Linked DNA regions of Homo sapiens: region 2 is linked to region 1. Evidence: read pairs that join two places in POLR2A ChIA-PET (ENCODE). Cell type or tissue: A673. All regions are shown on one strand. Links, peaks and the distances in the headings refer to the core of each region. The heading gives the core; the rest is flanking DNA. Region 1 overlaps PCNX1 (pecanex 1). Region 2 overlaps PCNX1 (pecanex 1).

Region 1 (6,625 bases), core at 664-5,663:
TCGTTTTGGTAAAAGTAGAATGTGCTTTTCCCATCCTTACAACAGAAATACAAGTTGACAAATACTGGAAAATACCATGAAGAAAATTAAGTCATCTACAATCTCATCACTAAGAGATATCCACTATTAGTATGTTGTAATTTATTCCTTCCAGTCTTTTAAAATGTACATGTGTATATGCACTTAAAAAAATAGAGTTAGGATCATGTCGTGACTTTTGTGCTACTGTTTGAGTTTTGTATCTTGCTTTTTTCACTTAGCAGTCTGAACATTTACTCATGTTATTAGCTGTCCCTTGATTTTTTTTTTTTTTTTTTTTGACGGAGTCTCACTTTGTCGCCCAGGCTGGAGTGCAGTGGTGCAATCTTGGCTCACTGCAACCTCCGCCTCCTGGGTTCAAGCGATTTTGCTGCCTTAGCCTCCCGAGTAGCTGGGATTATAGGCATGTGCCACCATGCCTGGCTAATTTTGTATTTTTAGTAGAGATGGGGTTTTGCCATGTTGGCCAGGCTGGTCTCGAGCTCCTGACCTCAGGTGATCCACCCACCTCGGCCTCCCAAAGTGCTGGGATTATAGGCATGAGCCACCATGCCCGGCCTCTTTGATTTGTTTTTAAGTGGCTGCATAATGTTTTGTCACTTAGATGTATGTGAAAGGCAGTACAATATAGTGGACTCTGGAGCCAAACTTCTTGGCTTCAAATCTTTGCTCTACCAGTTATTAACTATGCGATCTTGGGAAAGTTATTGTCTTGTCTTAAGCCTCAGTTTCCTCAGTTATCAAAGGATGGCAAAAATAATGGCTACTTCATAGGTTTATTGTCAGGATTATATTTATTAAGCATACAATTAGAACAGTGCTCGACAATTGTAAACTTGTTATATAATCATCTTTGTCATTATTGATAAAATATTATATCATTATTTAATCAATTAACCCCATTGTTAGTCTTCACACTGTTTCCTGATATTTCCTATTGCAGTGAACACTGTGCTGAATGTCCATTACATAAGCTTTAGTGTACAGCAGCTGTGATTTTTTTCTTAGGGTAAATAATGTTGAAATGGAATTATCGGTCAAGGGGAATATACATTTTTGGGGCTTTGATATATACTGTTAATGGCTTTATGGAAAGCTCTAGTTTATACTTTATCTGGTAGAGTTTGGGAGGATCGCCACAAATATTACAAGTTAAAAGTAAATCTAGATGAATTTTATCTACTCTTATTTTCATCCCCTGGATAATGCTCAGAAGTTTATCACTGTTATTGTAGGAAGACTACTAGAATATTATTTCAAATAGTTTTGGGTGCCTGAACAGCTCTAGGAATTTTACGGAAACTTACAGGGACAGGTTGAGATATTTAATTTGTCTCTTGCTAGTATGTTGTAAAGAATTCATTGAATCACTAGACTAGATTATCTGCTTTCTAACATTAATCATTCTTAAGATTCTAAATTAAAGCTGGTTAGTATATGCATTAGTTGGAATATATGCTAGATTCTTTAAAGGAGAGACCCTTCCAAAATCATTGAAATGAAAGAGAAGTTTCTATTTCTCTCATGAGAACCATTGGGAGTCTAATGGGATCTATTTCTGTCATGATGGATGAATGATGTTATCTTTCACATGTGGCTTTCTTGCCTTGTCCTAAGTGCCTGCTGTAGTCGTTGACATTTTCCAGCAAACAGGAATGAGGAGAAAAGGTCAAGGACATCTAGCCTTTATCTTCCTGATTCAGATTTGGAAAACATGCCTTTCGTTTTCTCCCACCTTTCATTGGCCATACATAATCATGTGACAACTTCTCGTCGTGGGAGAGGCTGAAAAATGTCTCTAACTAGGTGGACAGAAGCCCAGCAGAAATTCAGTGAGGGGAAGATTCCGTTCAGAGGAACACAGAAAATACTCTTGGCAGTGGCTGTCTTTGGGTAGTAATGAACTTTCTTCTTATATACTACTTTTTAATTTTCTGATGAGTAATAATTTTTAAATGGAACCATGAAACAGAACGGCAAATACCAATGTAATTCCCCCAAATCTTAGTATCTGGTAGGAATTTCACTGACTGTTTGCTGCTACATGCTCATCAGACTCTTACCTGGTCAGTCTTTATTTTCTTGTTTCTTCATCAATTTTATGGATATATAATTTAGGCACAATAAATGGCATCTGTTAAATGTATACAATTCAAGGAGTTTTAACAGATGTGTATACCCGTCAGATACCTTAATCAAGATGCGAGTGTTTCTGTCACCTTCAAAAAATTCTCTGTGCCTTGTTGCAGTCCATCTCTCTGCTGCCTCTGGTCATAGACAACCACTAATCTGCTTTCTATCATTATGATTTCCCTCTTCTAGCAGTTGATATAAATGGAGTCATATAGTATACAGCCTTTTGTATGTACTTTTCCTGTAGTGTAATGCTTTTTGAGATTTCATCATACTGCTTGCATGTGTGAGTAGTTTGTTCTTTCTTACTGCTGAGAATTCCATTGTATGAGCAGGCTGTATATTGCTTATCTGTTCACCTGGCGATGGTTGTGTTGTTTCCCGTTTTTGGCTGTTGTGAATAAAATTTCTGAACTGTCTTTTTGAAAAGAGTTCTACATCCCCACCACCAAATTCCAGTAGTTCCCTTTCTTGCCAACATTTGCTTTTGTTGGCCTTTAGAATTGTAGACATAATGGGTATAGAATGGTAACTCATTGTGGTTTAAATTTGAATTTCTCTTATGACTAAAGATAGTAAGCATCTTTTGATGTGCTTATTGGCCACATACATATATATCTTCTTTTGTGAAGTGTGTCCAGAAATTTACTCATTTTAAAAATCGGGTTGTTGGTTGTCTTCTTTTTTTTTTTTTTTTTTTTGAGACAGAGTCTCACTCTTGTTGTCCAGCCTGGAGTGCAGTGATGCAATCTCAGCTCTCTGCTACCTCTGCCTCCTGGGTTCAAGCGATTCTCCTACCTCAGCCCCGCAAGTAGCTGGGATTACAGGTGCGTGCCACCGTGCCCAGCTATTTTTTTATTTTTGTATTTTTAGTAGAGACGGGGTTTTGCCATGTTGGTCAGACTGGTCTCGAACTCCTGACGTCAGGTGATCTGCCCGCCTCGGCCCCCCAAAGCGCTGGGATTACGGGCATGAGCCACTGCGCCCAGCCTGGGTTGTTGGTCTTCTAACTGTTGAGGTATGAGTTCTTTTGATATTTTAAATACAACTTATTTGTCAGATACAAATTACAAATATTTTCTCCCATTCTGTGGCTTGTCTTTTTGTTTACCTGACCAGTCTTAATGTCATCAATGTCGTTATTATAGATTATTTTACCCAAGTAAGAAGAACTTGTCTTTTTGAAATAAAATGTGAGTGGATAATGAAATCACAGCAAAATATGAACTTGTACATTCACTTTTGGAAAGTTCAGCTGATTTGGGGATTAGCAAGCAGGAGTGGAGTTTTTAACAATTAATTAAGGCATGTTTTATTAACTCAGAACTAGATAATCAGATAGCCATGTCAGTAAAATATATCAGTATGTAAATCTCACTTATAGTTGCCAAGCAATAGAGATATCTGTCTTTCCTTACCAGTCCCCAAAGCTGTCTTCTAAACCAGACTTTCTTCTTATACCTACCTTTTCCTTATCCTTCTGATTTAAAAAGCTAGAACAGCATTGCACATACTAAGAAAAAAGACTTGTTCTAAATATTGAAACTTGAAGTTACAAGGACATAGTGACCTGATTTCCATTGTATCATGAGGATTAAAGAAGTTTTTGGAGCCTAAGATTCTTGGTCTAGGACAGGTGTTAGTAAACCACCGCCTGTGGGCTAAGTCCAGCTCTATACCTACCTGTTTTTGTAAATAAATAAAATTTGTGTTTATGTTCTGTATTGTCTTATGCCTGCTTTCATGTTACAGTTGTAGACTTGAATTGTTGCAACAGAGGTTATCTGGCCCATGAAGCCTAAAGTATGTATTATCTGGCCCTTCACAGGAAAAGTTTTCTGACCTTTTTATTTCTCCCCTAATCTAGGGAGAAACAAGTCCATTAACCCAGGGGTCCCCAACTCCCAGGCCATGGACTGGCATGGATCTGCGGCCTGTTAGGAACAGGGCTGCACAGCAGGAGGTGAGCAGGGTGTGCGGAGCGAGCATTTCTGCCTGAGCTCCGCTTCCTGTCAGGTCAGTGGCAGCATTCAGTTTTCATAGGAGCATGAACCCTATTGTAAACTGCACATGCAAGGGATCTAGGTTGCCCACTCCTTATGAGAATCCAATGCCTGATGATCTGAGGTGGAACAGTTTCATCCTGAAACCGTCCTCCAATCCCCTGGATCCATAGGAAAGTTATCTTCCATGAAACTGGTCCCTTATGCCAGAAAGGTTGGGGGCCAGAAAGGTTGGGGACCGTTGCATTAACCAGTAAGCAGCAATATAGTGAGTAATTTCTGTGTGGGTAAAAACTGAGTCACCACTTATGATTATAAGGGGGGTGCTATCCAAGAAATTAGAATTGATCTTAAAGGCCTTCTCTTTAAAAGTATAATATATTCATTGAGATTGCATTATGAACACAGTGCTATCTCCATCAGATTATTTCTTGAATAACATTTCTATTATTGAGTACTTCAGTCATATAGAATGTATATGTTCCCCCAAATGTCTTTTAAAAACTCACTTTATACATTTACTGCCCATATATCTCTCTTTGTTTTTATAGCCCCTCTCTGCCCTATGAGTAATACTTAAAAAAAGAGAAGTCAGTGTAGACAGTGCATCAGGCTTGGAGGACACAGAATGAAGGGAAGGTTGGGGGAGGTAGGTGGTTAAAGAAGAAAATTATCCAAGAAATTTAAGAGACCTCTTTTGTTGTTGGTACTTGGAAGATTAGAAAAACACTATGGATGATTTGTTGTTCTAGTAACCACCTCCTTCCAAGATACATATAGGTAACTTTAGAAAAATGAGTGATGTCAAGAATGCAACAGGCTGGGCGTGGTGGCTAACACCTGTAATTCCAGCACGTTGGGAGGCTGAGGCAGGAGGTATCACTTAGGCCCAGGAATTCGAGACCAGCCTGGGCAGCATAGCAAGACCCCCATCTCTACAAAAAAGTTTTAAAAAGTAAGCCAGGCACTGTGGCGTGTGCCTGCAGCCCCAGCTACTCAGGAAGCTGAGGTGGGAGGATCACTGGAACCTAGGAGTTTGAGATTGCAGTGAGCTATGATTGTGCCATTGCACTCCAGCCTGGGTGACAGAGTGAGTCTCTGTCTAAAAAAAAAAAAGGGGGGGTGGGGAATGCAATTGGAGTTTCTTAGGTGAGTACTGTTCTTAAAATTCTTGATGTACTCAACTTCGTTTTGTATGGTGAGGATTTTTACTGATAGGGTAAGTTAGAGAATCCCATTCATTTCCCATGTCTTTTATCAGTGTCTTGTGAATGTTTATCAGAATTTGCCTGCTGCACCATTCATGGCTCTAGGCAAATGCTTCAAGTATCCTTGGTGTTAAGTGAGTATCCAGTTTTACTCATCTTCCTGTTGCTCATCACTTATTCATTGACCTATAGTTGTTACTTTGAAATATTACTTCAAAAGAATGGTTGTGTGTAATTAACAAATTTTATGAACAATAACAGTCACTATTGAGTATTCAATAAGACTGCTAAGAAATACTAGGTATCTTAACTTTTTTTTTTTTTTTTTTTGAGACAGGGTCTCACTCTCTTGCCCAGGCTGGAGGGCGGTGGCATGAACACAGTTCGCTGCAGCCGCAACCTCCTAGGCTTAAGTGATCCTCCTACCTCAACCTCCCAAGTAGCTAGGCCCATGGGCACATGCCACCACACCCAGCTAGTACGTGTGTGTGTCTGTGTGTGTGTGTGTGTGTGTGTGTGTGTGTGTGTGTGTGTGTGTGTGTGTGTGTGTGTGTGTGTGTAGAGATGAGGTCTCACTATGTTGCCTGGGCTTGTCTTGAACTCCTGGGCTCAAGCAGTCCTCCCACTTTGCCTCCCAAAATGCTGAGATTTACTGGCATGAGCTACTGCGCCTGGCATATCAGCTTTTTGTGTATGTGTCTTTAGAGATGCAGTCCCTTGGCCAGTATAATTTTTACAAGTCTGAAATTCCAGTTTCTAATCGTGTTTATTTTGTTAGAAACTGATTTTTTTTTCTCCTTAAGTCATGACAGAGGCATTCTATCAGGTATAATTAATTGGTCACAGTTGAATCATGATGAGATGGCTTAGTTTATAATCCAAATTCATGTGAGAAGGACATATTTCTTTGCTCTGCTTTCTACTCTGTTTATTAGAAAAAATTAGTATTGAAGTATTTTTCTTAAGGCAGAATAATATTAAAATAGGGGTATTGTAACGGCATATTTTACTTCAGATCTAAAGTTTAAATATGATGGTTTTAATCTCAAAAGAAATAGTAAAATTGCTGTGTATGCCAAGAAAACTTGTACAAACGTAATCTTCATAAACCAATAGTAATATATATTTATTTCTGGTTGGTTATTTTTTAAGCTGCCTTCAGTAGGATACATTAGCACATTAAATTACATTTAGTAATTTCTTTTTCTGGTGTGTTTATCTTCAGAGTAAAATTTGGTACTT
Region 2 (6,625 bases), core at 556-5,555, 84 kb before region 1:
GTTGAAGGTTGAGGTGGCTGTGGCAATTTCTTAAAATAAGACAACAATGAAGTTTGCAGCATCAATTGACTCTTCTTTTCATGAAAGATTTATCTGTACGTGTAATGCTGCTTGATAGCGTTTTACCCACAGTAAAACTTCTTTCAAAATTAGAGTCAGCTGTCTCAAATCCTGTTACTGCTTTGTCAGCTAAGTTGATGTAATATTCTAGATCTTTTGTTGTCATTTCAACAGTGTTCACAGCGTCTTCGCCAGGAGCAAATTGGATCTCAGGAAATCACTCTCTCTGCTCACCCATAAGAAGCAACTCCTCATCTTTTCAAGTTGTGTCATGAGATTACAGCAATCCAGTCACATCTTCAGGCTCTACTTCCAATTCTAGTTCTCTTTTTGTTTTCACCACATCTGTGGGATTTCCTCCACTGAAGTCTTAAACCCCTCAAAGTTATCCATGAGGGTTGGAATAAACTTCTTCCAAACACCTTGTCAATGTTAATATTTCTACCTCCCATGAATCATGTATGTTCTTAATGGCATCTAGAATGGTGAGACCTTTCCAGAAGGTTCTCAGTTTACTTCATCCAGATCCATCAGAGGAATCACTGTCTGACAGCCTTATGAAATGTATTTCTTAAATACTAAGACTTGATAGTCAAAATTACTCCTTGATCCATGGGGCTGGAGAATAGATGTTGTGTTAGCAGGCATGAAAACAACATTAATTTTCTTCTATGTCTCCATCAGAGCTCTTGGATAACTAGGTACCATGTCAAGGAGCAGTAGTATTTTGAAAGGAATCTTTTTTTCAGACCAGTAGGTCTCAAAGATGGGGTTAAAATATTTAGTAAACCATGCTGTAAACAGATGTGATGTCTTCTGGGCTTTATTGTTCCATTTATAGAACACAGGCAGAATAAATTTGGAATAATTCTTAAGGGCTCTTGGATTTTTGGAATGGCCAATGAGCATTGACTTTAACTTACAGTCACCAGTTGCATTAGACACTAGCAAAAGAGTCAGCCTGTCTTTTGAAGCTTTAAAGCCAGATATTGACTTAACCTTCTCTGGCTATGAAAGGCCTAGATGGCATATTCTTCCAGAAGGTTGTTTTATCTACACCAAAAATCTGTTGTTTGGTGTAGCCACCATCAGTGATCTTAGATCTTCTGGATAACTTGCTGCAGCTTCTACATCGGCACTTGTTGCTTCATGTAAACTTTTATGTTATGGCAACAGCTTTAACCTCATGAACCAACTTCTGCTAGAGTCAAATTTTCTTCAGCTTCCTCACCTCTTAGCCTTCATAGAATTGAAGAGAGTTGGGGCCTTGCTGTGGATTAGGCTTTTGGCTTAATTAAGGGAATGTTGTGGCTGGTTTGATCTTCTATTCAGACCACTCAAACTTTCTCCATATCAGCAATGTTATTCATTTGTGTGTTCACTGGAGTAGCACTTGTAATATTCTTCAAGAACTTTTCCTTTGCATTCAGAACTTGACTTTTGGTGCATGAGGATTAGCTTTCTACCTGTCTTGGCTTTTGATGTGCCTTTCTCACTAAATTTAATCATTTCCAGCTTTTTGTTTAAAGTGAGAGAAACGTGACTCTTCCTTTCACTTGAACACTCTTTACTATCGTCTGTGGGCAAGGTTGATGGTACTCCCATCAACAAATCTTTGATTTTACTATTTTATTTTAGAATTTACACTATTGTAATTCTAAAATAGTAAAATCAAAGATTACTGATTACAGATCACTGTAACAGATATAGTAAAGAAAAAGTATGAAATATTGAAGAGTTACCAAAATGTGACACACAGACAAAGTGAGCACATGCTGTTGGAAAAATGGTGCTGATAGAGACATGCTCCACAGAGGTGTCACAGCTTTTCAGTTTGTACAAAATGCAGTATCTGTGAAGCACCATAAAGCTAAGCACAACATAAGATCTGCCTGCATTTTGCAGAGGAGAATGGTTAAAAATGCCAAATTTTCTTCTAGGACTAGGTAGTGCTAATTTAAATCTCTGTCAACAGTATTGAGAGTACTTGTTTTCCCACTCTCACATAACACTTTTCCAAAACAGGGTGTTACTGTTATCAATTTCTTATTCAATGGAGTGTTCGTTTGTTGGTGGTTTTTTGGTTTTTTTTTTTTTTTTAGACAAAGTCTTTTTCATCGCCCAGGCTGGAGTACAGTGGTGTGATAATAACTCCCTTCAGCTTCAAACTCATAGGCTCAGTGGATCCTCCTGTCTCAGCTTTCTGAGTAGCTGGGACTGCAGGCCTGTGCCACCACAACTAGCTACTTTTTAAAATTTTTTTGTTGAGGCGGGGGTCTTGGTATGTTGCCCAGGCTGGTCTCAAACTCCTGGCCTCAAATGATCATTCTGCCTCAGCCTCCAGAGTCACTGGGATTACGGGCATGAGCCACTGCACCCGACTCAATGGACTATTTAATGAAACATCCAGTAATAAGTATCAGTAATATTTTGTCCTTGACAGTAGACAGAATTTTTCTTGAAGTATTTTTTAAATTTCAACTTTTTTAGTCCAAATTAAGGATGCATACTGCACTAACATATTGCATAAGAAATTTGATCTGATTTTTCCTATTCTTTGTAATTAATTTTCACAGCAAGCAACTGACAAGCAGAAATGTTTCTTTGAGAGAGACTGAGTGCCTCCTTCTGTTATCTGAGTTAAATGATTTTCCTGTGTCTCTTAGGAAAGCTGGAGGGGCTAAGAATTTTTTGGCAGGTGAGTTGAGACACCTGAGAGTAATAACACTAGAATAGCACAGACTAATAATATGGAGAAGAGAAGATTACAACAAACGTTCTATAGAGTTGATTGCTGTTGACTTCTTTAGCATATAGATGAACTTTACTAAATCCATATAGATGAACTTTACTAAATACTATAGATGAAATAAGTAGCTACTGATTCTGGTTCCTCTGGTTTCTCTGCTCCCCCCCCCCCCCCCCCCCCACCAAATAGGAGATGCTTTATTTGGTAGAATTGTAAAACAGTTCAGAGTTCTTCTTTTATCCCTGGAACCTGAGCAGTTGCATCTTTTATAACTTGCACTGTCAGTGCTAGTTGCTTTGTGTTACAAGAAAGAAAAGAAAACTTAGGGAAAAGGAAGTCATTTCCTTTGAGGTTTTAAGGGGGAAAAAAAAGTTGCATTCTGTAGAGCTTTGAACGAGCCAAATAGAACCCTGAGCGCCAACTGCCCTGAGAACAGGCAGGAAGATTAATCACAACTTTGAGAAGCTTGAATCACGTGTCTGGCTGTTTTCCTTTTCCTACCCCTCCTCACTCCTTGTTTGAGTGTTGTCTAGACATATACTCAACAGATCTAATTATTGCAGTTGTCATCTTTAAAACTTTACATTTTGTTATAATTTTAGATTTACAGACAAGTTGCAAAGATGGAGTTCCTGTATACCCTTCACCCAGTGTCCTCTAATACTAAAATGTTACATAACCATGGTTTCAAAAAATTAGAAATTAACATTAGTGCAATGCTATTAATGGACTATACACTTTATTTGGATTTCATCAGTTGTACTTTTTCTGTTTCAAGATCCTTCAGTCCAGGCCACTGTGTTGCATTTAGTATCATCTTTACTATGGCTTTCTTCTTTTCCCCTCACAGGCTAGAATTCTGTTCTTTGAGGATGTATACAATTTGTCAAATGTATCTTATGAGAAAAATTTGCAAAAGGTTTTACATCTATGATAGATACATTTCAGATGGACAAAAGAGAGGGAGAGTATTCTGAATATTTTTGAATAACCTAATACAGGCTAACCATTAACCTATATTAGGCTATTTTAAAACTGAGGTATTTTACATATGACAAATTTCGTAAAATGAAATAATTCCAAGATGAAAAAGACTAGAGCTCATTTATGACAGTATGGACACCTGTCTCTTGGCTCTCTGTATAATGCTGTTTTTACTAATTTATAAATTGAGGCTATGAGACAAGTACACAGCCATATTATAAGGTAGAATATGACTAATGCCTTGTGTGTCATAAAGTGCTCAGGAATTGGAAGGAGGATGTAATTATTTCCTAGAATGCTTTATGCAGAGGATATTCATACATTCAGAACCTTCACTGTGTGCTGGGTGCTGTGGTAGGCCTTATGGTGGGACCTTTATGAGGTTATTTGTGCTGGAATAGTGTTTCCATAATCTTCCCACTGGGCAAATTAATCTTTGTTCTGGGGAAAAGATTGTTCCTTAAAAGAATGTATGTTCTTGGATGTAGTGTTTTGCTCTGCTTAAGTATTCTAATTTATCTAACACATTAAGGGTTTCTCAGTGAGTTATTTTTTAGCTTCTGAGAATATTATTTATAACATTCTTGGTATGTATCTGGAATGGTTAAAAGAAATGATATAAAAACAAACAATTCAGAAAACCTAAATAAACCAATTTCATTTTCACTCAGCAGTATTTATGCCACAAATATACATTACACGTAATTTCCACAAGCCTCACAGACCCTCATGACCCTCATGACAAAACTGAAATGAACTTGGATGGGGAATAAAGAGGAATTTTGGGTTGTTTTTGGCATTTTACTAATGAAATCCTCAATTTCATATGTATTTGATTTATATATCAAGCAGTCCTCCCATCTGAGTCTCCTGAGTAGCTAGGACTACAGGTGTGAACCAACATGCCAGGCTAATTTTTGAATTTTTGTAGAGATAAGATCTGCCTATGTTGCCCAGGCTGGTAAAGATATTTTCAAAGTGAGAATAAAGATAGCTAATCTTAACAAAAATATGCTTTGTTACCAAAAATCTTACTTTACTCCCTTAATGTCACAGTATTGAATATTGAAGAATACCAGGATGTGTTATTGAAAAATATACTTAAAATACTTTAAATATACTTGAAGTGATCTTTTTTCAATTTCTGTATATGAAGATTTTCAAATGTATAAGAAAATTGAAAGAATGCTTCATCTAGATTCCACTATTATGAACCTTTTTGAAAAATCACATTTGTTTCAACTATATAAAGATGCATGGTATTTATCTGTACATACTCTGTCTCTCTTACACACATATCTGACTCAATTGACAGTATGTTGCAAACATTATGACACATCACCCCCTAAATGCTTCAGGCAATATTTTTAATTTGTCTATTGGTACATTTGGAGGGGGAGTTGTTTTTCAAAATATATGTCGGGATAGGTGATTCTGATGGCCATTCCAAGTTAACAGTCACTGTGCTGGGAGGTCTGTTATTTGTGAATGCCTGAAAACATCTTATTATTTCCTACTTAGGTTTTAGTTTAACTCATCTCCCTTTTTCAGCACTGAAGAAATTGCTGAGTAACTGATTCTGGCAATAATGTACACTTTTATGGTATGGATAATAGTACAACTTATATAGTGCTTTTTACCCAGTATGGTGTATTTATGGAGCATTTCACCCTTAAGTTAAAAATCCTTTGTTAAGTTTTTGTCATGAAAATAATACTAGTTGTAGAAATTATTCCAGACAGTAGTTAAGTATATATAGAAAACATGAATTTTTAAAAAATCTTTAATAGGTATTAGACAAAAACATGAATTTTTTTCTTGCAAACCTTTAATAGGTATTAGATGAAAACATGAATTTTTTTACAAACCTTTAATAGGGGAGAATTTTATAGCATGGAGAAAACCGGTAAATGTGAATACTATATATTTTAAGGTTATATAATAAAAATAGGGGAAATGTTATAAATAAAATAAAAAGTCTTCTGTTCTCTATCATCCACGCTACCAGTTCACATGCCTCAGAGATAATGGTTGTTTCCTCTTGGTAGTGTATATATACAAACATATATTCATATATGTATGTACTTGAAATAGCCAATGGGATTATATTTGTGTTGCAGGATCCACTGAAGTGCATGTAACTCTTCTTCATTTTTTGAACCATTTTAGAGTAATCCATTGTATAAATTATTGGTTCCCTAGTGGGGGACATTTAGGTCATTACCTTTTTTTTTTTTTTTTTGCTAGTGCAAACAATGCTGGGCAATATATTAGTGAACACTTACGTATATAAGACTTGTGGGATTTGTAGCATTAGTTTATAAAAATTACTGGGTCAAACGGTATGCACATTTAAAATCAAACTAGATGTTGCCAAATAATACCTCAAACAAATCTACCAATTTATATTCTCTCCAGGATGTGAAAGTATCTGTTTCCTTTTGTTTGTACCAACATTGGTTATTATGAATCTTTCTCAATGTGATAGTGTAAAATGGCATCTTGTTTTAATCTATGTTTCCTTAATCATGAATTCTTTGAGTATCTTTTCATATGCCTAGTAGACACACACACGTCTTTTTTCTTTTAACTGCCTTTTGTATATTTTGTCCTTTTCTGAAACGTTGTTTTTCTGTGATTTGTGAGAGTTCTATATATATGTAAAAATTAGTTATTGTGGTTTATTAAAGATTTCCCCTATTTTTATTATATAACCTTAAAATATATAGTATTCACATTTACCAGTTTTCTCCATGCTATAAAATTCTGCTCTATCAAAGGTTTGTAAAAAAATTCATGTTTTCATCTAATACCTATTAAGGGCTTGTAAGA

What was found. ChIA-PET counts read pairs that join two places held together with the same protein. Peaks named below come from ENCODE experiments on the same cell type or tissue, not always from the same donor. Only the 100,000 strongest peaks of a DNase experiment are listed, where the experiment ranks them.
Region 2: POLR2A ChIA-PET joins it to region 1 with 6 read pairs; 6 of 35 experiments call an interaction of 5 or more read pairs at or near these places.

Annotation. Positions count from the first base shown.
Region 1 is chr14:71,000,228-71,006,852 of GRCh38, forward strand. The region is part of intron 8 of PCNX1 (pecanex 1); the gene reads left to right. Among named protein-coding and RNA genes, the nearest start is that of PCNX1, 96 kb to the left of the region's middle. In A673, for the core only: no CTCF peak of the experiment used is centred there; no DNase peak of the experiment used is centred there; H3K27ac peaks cover 904 bases.
Region 2 is chr14:70,916,741-70,923,365 of GRCh38, forward strand. The region is part of intron 1 of PCNX1 (pecanex 1); the gene reads left to right. Among named protein-coding and RNA genes, the nearest start is that of PCNX1, 13 kb to the left of the region's middle. In A673, for the core only: no CTCF peak of the experiment used is centred there; a DNase peak (open chromatin) is centred at 3,231; H3K4me3 peaks cover 448 bases; H3K27ac peaks cover 1,263 bases.